Regions from separate parts of the Homo sapiens genome. Here region 2 is linked to region 1. Evidence: chromatin loops called from intact Hi-C (ENCODE). Cell type or tissue: transverse colon. All regions are shown on one strand. Links, peaks and the distances in the headings refer to the core of each region. The heading gives the core; the rest is flanking DNA. Region 1 has its middle 6.7 kb from the start of LINC01413. Region 2 overlaps TCF12 (transcription factor 12).

The links. A loop is a pair of places that touch in the nucleus more often than their neighbours do. Peaks named below come from ENCODE experiments on the same cell type or tissue, not always from the same donor. Only the 100,000 strongest peaks of a DNase experiment are listed, where the experiment ranks them.
Region 2: it touches region 1 in a loop (5-fold over the local background); 96 of 110 quality-filtered maps call a loop at or near these places.

The regions. Positions count from the first base shown.
Region 1 is chr15:57,308,506-57,316,409 of GRCh38, reverse strand. No RefSeq gene overlaps it. Among named protein-coding and RNA genes, the nearest start is that of LINC01413, 6.7 kb to the left of the region's middle. In transverse colon, for the core only: a CTCF peak has its summit at 3,825; a DNase peak (open chromatin) is centred at 3,879; H3K27ac peaks cover 2,300 bases.
Region 2 is chr15:57,151,232-57,153,731 of GRCh38, reverse strand. All of the region lies in intron 5 of TCF12 (transcription factor 12), which reads right to left. Among named protein-coding and RNA genes, the nearest start is that of SNORD13D, 130 kb to the left of the region's middle. In transverse colon, for the core only: no CTCF peak of the experiment used is centred there; no DNase peak of the experiment used is centred there.

The sequences.
Region 1 (7,904 bases), core at 2,686-5,185:
TTTTCTGTTTTAATACAGTTTATTTTTTAGAGCAGTTTTAAATTCACAGTAAAATTGAGCAGAAAATACGGAGATTCCCCACATCCTCCCTGAGCCCATGCATGCTTCGCAGCCCTCATTATTAACACTCCCACCAGAGCGGTACATTTGTTGCAAATGGTGAACCTACACTGACACGTTATAATCACTCAGAGTCCACTGTCACTCAGTTTACATTAGGGTTCACTCTTGGTGTTGCGTAGTCTATGGGTTTGCACCCATTTCTAATATGTGTCCACCAGTATAGTAATATACACCGTAGTTCCAAAATATACAGAGAACTTACAACTCAAGAATCCAGCCCGGGCAACAGAAGGAGACCTCATCTCTACAAAAAATAAAAAATTAGCAAGGCATGGTGGCGCATGCCTGTAGTCCCAGTTACTTGAGAGGCTGAGGTGGGAGGATAGCTTGAGCTCAGGAGGTCAAGTCTGCAGCGAGCTGTGATTATGCCACTGCACTCCAGCCTGGGTGACAGAGCAAGACCCCATCTCAAAACAAAAACAAAAACTCAACAATGAGAAAACAGACAACGTGATTTTACAGTGGACCAGAGACCTTTATAGACGCCTCACCAAAGAAGTTATACAGATGCAAAATAAACATGAAAAGATGCTCCACATCATATGTTACAGGGAAATGCAAATTAAAACACCAATGCCACTGCACACCTATGAGAACAGCCAAAATCCAGAACACCAACAACATCCAGTGCTGGTGAGGATGTGAGGCAACAGGAGCTCTCATTCATTGCTGATGAGAATGCAGCCACTGTGGAAGACAGTTGGGAAGTATCTCACAAAACTAAGCATACTCCTACCATCCCATCCAGCAATCACACTCCTTGGTATTTACTCAAATGGGTTAAAAACTTATATCCATGCAAAAACCCGCCCATGAATGTTTATAGCAACTTTATTCATGATTGCTGAAACTTGGAAGCAACCGAGATGTCCTTGTGCAACCAAGATGTAGGTGACTGGATATATAAACTGTGGTACACCCAGGCAACGAAATATTGTTCAGCACTAAAGAGGAGCTACCAAGCCATGACAAGACGTGGAGGAAACTTATTGTCAAGTGAAATAAGCCCATCTGAAAAGGCTACGGAATGTATGATTCCAACTAGATGACATTCTGGAAAAGACAACACTATGGAGACAGTAAAAAGATCAGTGGTCGCCAGGGCTTAGCGGGAGGGAAGGATGAGTAGGTCTGCAACACAGAAGATTTTTAGGATACTGAGTTCCTTTTTTATTTTATTTTATTTATTTTTGAGACAGAGTTTCTCTCTTGTTGCCTAGGCTGGAGTGCAATGACACGATCTCAGCTCATTGCAACCTCTGCCTCCAGGGTTCAGCGATTCTCCTGCCTCAGCCTCCCGAGTAGCTGGGATTACAGGCGCCTGACACCATGCCTGGCTAATTTTTCTATTTTTAGTAGAGACAGGAGTTTTGCCATGTGGGCCAGGCTGGTCTCGAACTCTTGACCTCAGGCATTCTGCCCGCCTTGGCCTCCCAAAGTGCTAGGATTACAGGTGTGAGCCACCATGCCTGACCGTGAGTTCCTTTTTTAAAAGATGAAATGCTACAGCCCAAATGCCCATCAGTGGATGCATGGATAAACCAAATGAGACATCGCCATACAATTATTCGGTCACAAAAAAGAATGAAGTATTTACACATGCTACAGCTCGAATAAGCCTCAAAAACATGGGGCTGAGTGCAATAAGCCTGACCAGAAAAGGTCACATATTGTATGATTCCATGTATATGAAATATCCAGAAGAGGCAAATCCATACAAACAAAAAGCAGATTCGTGTTGGCCAGGACCCCAGGGAAGGAGGGGATGGGGAAGTAACTGCTTAATGGGTGTAGCATTTTCATTTGGGGTGATGAAAATATTTTGAAATGTGATACAAGCGGAATGTCCTAAATTCACAATGTTAACATTCAACATCATGAATGTCATTAAATCCCACTGAATTGTACACTTTAAAATGATTAATTTTGGCCAGGTGCAGTGGCTCACACTTCTAATCCCAACACTTTGAGAAGCTGAAGTGGGAGGATTGCTTGAGCCTAGGAGTTCAAGGCCAGCCTGGGCAATGTAGGACCCCATGTCTAGAACAAATTAAAAAATTAGCCGGGGGTGGTGGTGCATATCTATAGTCCCAGCTACTCAGGAGGCTGAGGCAGGAGGATCACTTGAACCTGGGAAGTTGAGGCTACGATGAGCGATGATCATGCCACTGTGCTCCAGCCAGGGTGACAGAGTAAGACCCTGTCTCAAATAAAATAAAATAAAATGGTTAATGTTAGGCCAAGGCAAGAGGATCACTTGAGGCCAAGAGCCCAAGACCAGCCTGGGCCACAAATCGAGATCCCATCTCTATGAAAAGTTTAAAAAACTAGCTGGGTGCATCTGTAGTCCTAGCCACTTGGAGTCTGAGGCAGCAGGATCGCTTGAGTCTGGGAGGTCAAGGTTACAATGAGCTATGATCGCTTCACTGCACTCCAGTCTGGGCGACAGAGAAAGACCTTCTCTTTAAAAAAATAAAAGAAATAGGCCGGACGCGGTGGCTCACCCCTGTAATCCCAGGACTTTGGGAGGCCAAGGTGGGCGGATCACTTGAGGTCAGGACTTAGAGACCAGCCTGACCAATGTGATGAAACCCTGTCTCTACTAAAAATACAAAAATTAGCGAGGCATGGTGGCGGGCACCTGTAATCCCAGCTACTCGGGAGGCTGAGGCAGGAGAATTGCTTGAACCCGAGAGGCAGAGGTTGCAGTGAGCCGAGATCACGCCATTGCACTCCAGCCTGGGCAACAAGAGCAAAACTCCATCTCAAATAAATAAGCAAATAAATAAATAAAAGAAATAAAAGAAAAAATGGTCAATTTTATGACTTTATATTATGTACATTTCACCTCAATTTTTTTTAAAGTTTGCACGTTTAAAAAGCAAGATGAAATGCTGTGAGGGATTCTTCGACCACAGTTCAGCTCCTCAGGAAGGCAGGACTTACTCTCCCAGCTGCTGGGCGCTACCCACAGACAGGCCACAGCTGTCAGCGCCTTCCCTTCCCTCCCTTCTCCTCCCCTCGTGTCCCCTCGCCTCCCCTCCTCTTCCCAGGTGTGGACCCCAAGAATTAGCTCTGATCTTCCCAGGTGTTGACCCCAAGAATTCACCCTAAAGAAACCTCTTTCGTGCCAACCTCCCTCTCTGAGATGGCTTTCTGGGGACCCCTGCACTGCAATCCCATATGTGAAAGCTTTATGTACACATGCAAATAGTGGGATCATAATCTTACTGCCTGGGGACCGGAGGCCAGAATGTACTCTTTGTCCTCACGTAGGACAGACTGCAAGGGCCCCGGTGCCTCTGGTGTTTCTGTTTTTATCATATGAGGAGCAGGTTTGCAGAGTAGGCCCTGTTGTAGCATTTTGGTTTCGCAGTTGCTTTGGAATGCTGCCAGGACAGGGCCTCCGACAGTGGGGAGCTCTGGAAAGACATTCACCCAACCACTCTGATCCCCCAGGTTACTCGTTCCAAGGCTTTTAAAAATAGAAGTGTGAAAACCATTTAATTGCCAAGACACTGTAAGGTTCTGGCTTCTATGGCCATGGCCAAGTTGGAAATGCAGCCTTGGAGATGCATGTGGAAAACAAGTGCTTGTTTTTCCCCCTCGCCTCTGACTCAGATGTGGCAGTCACACTCAGTGAATGTCATCTCGTTCCCAGGCCAAGAGTCATGTGCTGGGCAGTGGTCACTGGACCATTGGTGTGGCAAAGAGGTCGGCTCTTGGTACTGTAATTACACCTGGCGGCGGGGGTTTCCGAAGCAGCCTCTCCTTCCACCTTTGAGCCCAATGAACTGGGCTAGAGATGGGAGTGGCAGAGCTCAGGCCTTGGGAACTCAGGCAAGCCATGCAATCAGGGCCTCAACATTTCTGCCGTCTTATCTTCAAAACGCAAACATCAGAACCGCCTATTTCCACAGGTCCAAGCAAGTGTTTTGAAAAAGCATTTTAAGAGCCTGGGATAAAGAAGGATAACATATCAAGAATGTTCTTAAATGCAGCAAATTGAAATGTGTGATATTTTGCAGAATCAGGCTTGACGTTTACTTTGGTGGAAATTATGAGGGCAGAGTAGGCTGAGCACATGATGATGTAAACAAGATGTCGCTGTAGAGGAGAAGGAACAGGCTTTTCCAAAGCTACAAAAAGCTTTCATTTCCGTCTAGTAATTGATAAGTTCATGATAAACCATTTTCATGACTTCATTAAAGATCCCGAAGGAGTTGTCCACCTGAAACTTATCTCGCCTAAATTTCCACATGCGCTGGAAATAATAAAACTGTTTCATTTAAAAGATATAATTCAGATTGCATTTTACTAATTTGGTGAGGCTTCCTCCACTTAAGAGAGATTGTAGTTGATGAAACACCACATCAGTTATGTAAAATATTAAGACATTGATGATGTGGAAACAATATAAGTGATATTATGTTGAAGGACAGTTGACTCAGTTTTGTTGATGGAGTGCAATGCCAACACCAGCTGGTGTCAGCTTCCCAACGGGTGCCACAGTGACCACACTGAACGGCTAGGCCACCAGAGGTGGGGAAGTGTCTCCAGGAAGAGCTGCCGGGATGGGAGGCGGATCCCACTAAGCCTAACCTGGATTCTGGGTATAGCTGTGTCTGATAATTTCTGCGCCATCAGCCTCCAGCAAAACATTTGCTGTTTTGTGTGGGAAAGAAAGGAAGCAATAAGAAGTGTGTTTTGGGGCTGGGCGCAGTGGCTCACACTGTAATCCCAGCACTTTGGGAGGCCAAGGCAGGTGGATCACTCGAGGTCAGGAGTTCAAGACCAGCCTAGCCAACATGGCGAAACCCTGTCTCTATTAAAAATGCAAAAAATAGCCAGGCATGGTGGTGAGCACCTGTGATCCCAGCTACTCAGGGGGGGTGAGGCAAGAGAATCACTTGAACCTGGGAGGTGGAGATTGCAGTGAGCTGAGATCACGCCACTGTGCTCCAGCCTGGGCGACACAGTGAGACTATCTCAAAAAAAAAAAAAGTGTATTTGGGGTGAAGGTGCCTGGGAGCAGAGGTGAGAGAGGTGAGGAGCGGAAAGAGCTGTGTGGAGCCTGTTTCCCAGCATGGCCCCAGGAGCTAAGTCTTTCCCCAGCAGAGAACAGCCTAGTGGCCATTTTCACAAGCGTCTTGGTGAAGTACAGAGCACAAGTCGAGGCTCCAGGCCTCAGTGAGATAGCAGGACACGGACTGGAGAGCGGCCCTCATAGACGCATGTGGAGCACAGTGTGACCACAGGGGCACTGAAGCAATTACGGCACCGTTTAGCTACTTGTGAGGTTTGCTCTGAGAGGACACAGAGCTGGAGGCAGCACCTCAGAGAAGCCATGGCAGTGAGGGGACAGCACTCGTGTGTCCTTCATCATCAACACACACACACACACACACACACACACACACACACACACACACACATCACCCCAAGGCTCCAGTGGGAGGCTATGAAAGGACTGGGAGTGGGGCCCGCGAGACTGCATCTGGAGGTTCCCAGGAGGGCCTGGATGCGTTTATGGGGAGCCTCCGTGGTTCTGGGTTTTGCGAGTAAAGGGGGTCGATGAGGGAATGAATGCCCACAGAACTCTGTGGCTATGAACTTGACTAGCATTGTCCTGGCTTTGGTGGGAAGGTGAGACTGGGAAAAACAAGGCAGATGCAAATCCCGAAAAGCAGGCTTGAGATTCTATGGCTAAAATCCCCAGAAAGACTTCCGGCTTGTTCCAGGCACTTTCCGGGAAGAGGACCGGGCAAGAGAAGAGTTTGTAGTTCACATTGTTAGCAAAGGCAAGGCAGCCATGAGCACGTCTCACTCCGAGTTTAAACTCCTCGTTCAGGGTAGTTTTGGGGATATTGTTATTCTGCGCAAGTAACTCTGGGCTAAATGGCAATCAGGGTGGGATTTAGTGTTCCTCCAAAGCCCGCTCTGCATCTGGAGGTCTACGCAGAGAGGTTTGCTTTGAAGGAGATGACACAGCTGCACTGTCTCCCGTCTCCCTCTTCTTCTACCCCCAGGAAAAATGTGGGCCAGGACTCGTCTTAGGGTGTTAAGACAGAGCCAAAAGGATCACCGCCAAAATGGATAAGATTAAAAAGTGATCCTCCAGCTCCTTCCTATTTTACTAGCAGGATAATCGATGGGCTCGGCACAGAGACCTGACACTGCAGTGAGAGAGGGTGGCACCAGCTTGAATGATGCAAGCAGCATTTTATCGTAAAAAAAAATTTTTAAATTTGCAGTTCACTTTGAAATACAGGAAGTAATTCTTTTTCAGAAAGATTCATCTTCCCCACTTTGTCCTCTTAGTCTTTTTGAATGAACATGACTACTTTGAGCAGGTACCAGCCAGATGAGCACGGCAAGAAAGTTGGGGGCCGAGGTAGGGGGTGTTGTAGGGGGGCCTGTGGGAGGTTAGCCTCTTTCCAAGAATGTTCAACCCAAGGACTGGATAAGCCTAGACCGGGTTTGTACAAGATTTCCCCATTGAACAGCATCCTCCACGGGGTTCCCCATAAACTCTATTTATGAATCTAGAGCTGCAGTTATTGAATAATTATTGGAACATAGATCAGAATTTTTGGTTAAAAAAAGGCAGGTAAGGGCCAGGCATGGTGGCTCACGCCTGTAATCCCAGCACTTTGGGAGGCCAAGGCGGGTGGATCACGAAGTCGGGAGATCGAGACCATCCTGGCTAACACGGTGAAACCCCGTCTCTACTAAAAATACAAAAAATTAGCTGGGCGTGGTGGTGGGCACCTGTAGTCCCAGCTACTCGGGAGGCTGAGGAAGGAGAATGGCGTGAACCAGGGAGGCGGAGCTTGCAATGAGTGGAGATCGCACCACTGCACTCCAGCCTGGGCGATGGAGCGAGACTCTGTCTCACAAAAAAAAAAAAAAAAAAAAGGTAGGTAAGGTCAGGGTAGAGACACAGTGGGTTAGAGAGCCCTAGGGGATGGGGTGCTGCTGGTTTCTACTGTAAACCTTGAGTTCAAAAAAGTATCCATGAGTGTAGATCAAGGGGCTCTAAGTCCTTCCCGTTGACAAGAACTATTTGCAAGGGCAGACCAAGCAGATCCACTCACGGGGACCCCTCTCCCCCAGCAGCACCTCCATGCTGTGCAGGTCTCAGCAGCGCTTTGTTAGCAACCTCGGTCCCACCATCCTGGTCTGCAGCCCTCTCAGCTCTGTCTCACTGTTGCTTGTCGGATTGTCACCCCACACAAGCTCAAGGTCTGTAGTTCTGGCAATCATTTCTGTGAATGGAAGTGGAGGTGGTGGTGGGTGTATGGACTGATTTGAGTCCCCCTCAAATTCACATGTTGAAATCCTAACTGTAGTAATGCACAATGTGATTGTATTTGGAGACGGCTGGGCGTGGTGGCTCACACCTGTAATCTCCGAACTTTGGGAGGCCGAGGCGGGTGGATCACTTGAGGTCAGGAGTTCAAGACCAGCGTGGCCAACATGGTGAAACGCCGTCTCTCCTAAAAATACAAAAAATTAGCCAGGGGTGGTGGCGCACGCCTGTAATCCCAGCTACTCGGGAGGCTGAGGCAGGACAATTGCTTGAGCCCCAGAGGCAGAGGCTTGCAGTGAGCTGAGATGGCGCCACTGCACTCCAGCCCAGGCAACATAGTGAGACCCTGTCTCAAAAAAAAAAAAAAAAAAAAAAAAAAAAAAAGATAGAGTCTTTAAAGACACGAGTAAGGTTAAACAAGGTCATATGGTGATCCCTAACCCAATGTGACTGAGAGGAGATCAGGACA
Region 2 (2,500 bases), core at 1-2,500, 160 kb after region 1:
AGATTGAGCATTCCATTTAATAGCCACTATTGGTAGATAAGTTACATTTCTTTTTAATTTCTTAGCGATTGCCCTCAGTTTACAATATACATCTTTAACAGATGTTAAATCCTTCCTCCCATCTTTTAGATTACTGTTACATATTTTATAAAACCGACAATATAATGTACTAATTTTGCTTTAGACAGTTATTTCACAGTGTAATTTAAAAGGATGAAACGTATGTCTTTTATATTTACTTTCATTATTACCATTTCTGGAGCTCTCATTTCTTTGTATAGATCATGGGTTGGCACACTATGACTCATGGCCTGCTTCCTGTTTTTGTAAATAAAGTTTTACTGGAAAACAGCCATGCTCACTTGTTTATGTACTGTTCATAGTTGCTTTTGTGCTACAATGGCAGAGTTGAGTAGTTGTGACAGAAACTGTCTGACCCACAAAGCCTAAAATATGTAATATCTGGCTCTCTATGAAAAAAGTTTGCGGAGTCTTGGTGCAGATCCAAGTTTCTGTCTGGAGTGACATTCCCCCTGCTTGAAGAACTTACTCCAGCAGTTATTGTAGTCTGCTGGGAATGGATTTTCTCAGATTTTCATATATCTAGAAGTCTTTATCCTCTTTTTTAAGAAAATATTTTCAACAGATAAATAATTCCGGGTTGACACAGTTTTAAAAATTGTAATACATTAGAGATATCACTATCATCTTGCCTGCAAAGTTTCTGAAGAGAAGTCTGCTGTAGTTTATCTTTGTTGTTCTATACATGATGTGTTTTTTTTTCTGCCTCTGGTTGTCTTCAAGATTTTCTCATCTTTGGTTTTCAGCACTTTAAATATGTCTAAGGGAATATGTGTGGTGTGTGTGTGTGTGTGGAGGGGAGTTCTTGTTGTTTCTTAAGTCTTGCATCTATGGTTTGATGTCTTTCATTGCTTTTGGGAAATTCTTGGCCATTATCTCTTCAAATATTTCTTCTGCATTATTATTTATCCCTCTCATTCTGAAACTTTAAGCATACACATATTAGACTGATACTGTCCTGCAGCTCTGATCTTTTTTCATTTTTTTTCTCTTTGTGTTTTAGTTTGGATAATTTATACTGGCCTATATTCAAGTTCACCCATTTCTTCAGCAACTGGGTTGTCTACTGATGACCACAAAGGAATTATTTACCTCTGTTTTTTTTTTTATTACTACCATTTCAACTTGACTCATTATTTCCATCTATCAGCTAAATTCCCCATTAATTCATGCATGCTATGTTTCCCACTAGATCCTTTCAATATCTTAGCCAGAGCTATTTTCAAATCTTTGTCTGATAGTTCCAATAACAGGGCCACCTCTGAGCCTTGTTTTGTTAACTGTTTTGCCTCGATAGTTCCAATAACAGGGCCACCTCTGAGTCTTGTTTTGTTAACTGTTTTGCCTCTTGAAAGTATTTGTTTTGTTTTTCTCTTGCTTATGTGTGTGACTTATAATTTTGATGGATGCAGGATACTGTGGGTAGAACAGTAGTATATTTAGGCCTGGAAGTGGGTATGCCTCTTTCCATATAAGGACTTTAGAGTGAGAAATTCAGACAATCAGTTAGGAGTTTAGCTTGGTGTGACTGTTGCTGTGATGACTCTGAGTTTACCAGAGGCTTCCACTCCCTCTAGTGATCACCTGTTGTGCCTAGTGTTTAGCACGTGGCTGGGGTGCTGTAAAACTTTTCTGTTAGTATTTCATCCTCAGCTTATAACAGATGCTATAAACCTGTGCTTGAGAGTGGGTCTGTCCTCAAGCTTTTGCCCCTGCCCCAGTGGCAGACTGCTATTGCTTAGTACTCCTTAGGCTTGTGACGGAGGTAGTTCTCTGCTGTTTTAGTTCAGCCTCAGTACTTACAGAAACTGTGTGCTTGGGCCTCTTTGAAGGGTTCAAAAAAGTTAAAAGTTTGTAGTTTATCAGGCTTTTTTTTTTTTTGAGACAGAGTCTCATTGTCGCCAGGGTGGAGTGCAGTGGCACAGTGGCATGATCTCGGCTCACTGCAACCTCCACCTCCTGGGTTCAAACGATTCTCCTGCCTCAGCCTCCCAAGGAGCTGGGACTACATGCATGCGCCACCACACCCAGCTAATTTTTGTATTTTTAGTAGAGACAGGGTTTCACCATGTTGGCCAGGCTGGTCTCGATCTCTTGATCTCATGATCTGTCCTCCTTGGCCTCTCAACGTGCTGAGATTACAGGCGTGAGCCACCGTGCCTGGCCAAAAGCAGCATTCTTTATAGTTTTCCACACCCTAGATAGAAGCTGGAGGTCCTCTGATCTTCATTTTGGATAGTTTCTGTTTCTATGCCTACAAATTCACTGATTTTTTTTCTTCTGAAGTGAATAAGCTGCAGTTAATATCATCCAGTGTATTTTTCATTTCAGATACTGTATTTTTCTTCTCTCTAAAAATGACATTTAGGGGGCTGGGTGTGGTGGCTCACACATATAATCCCAGCAACTCAGGGGACGA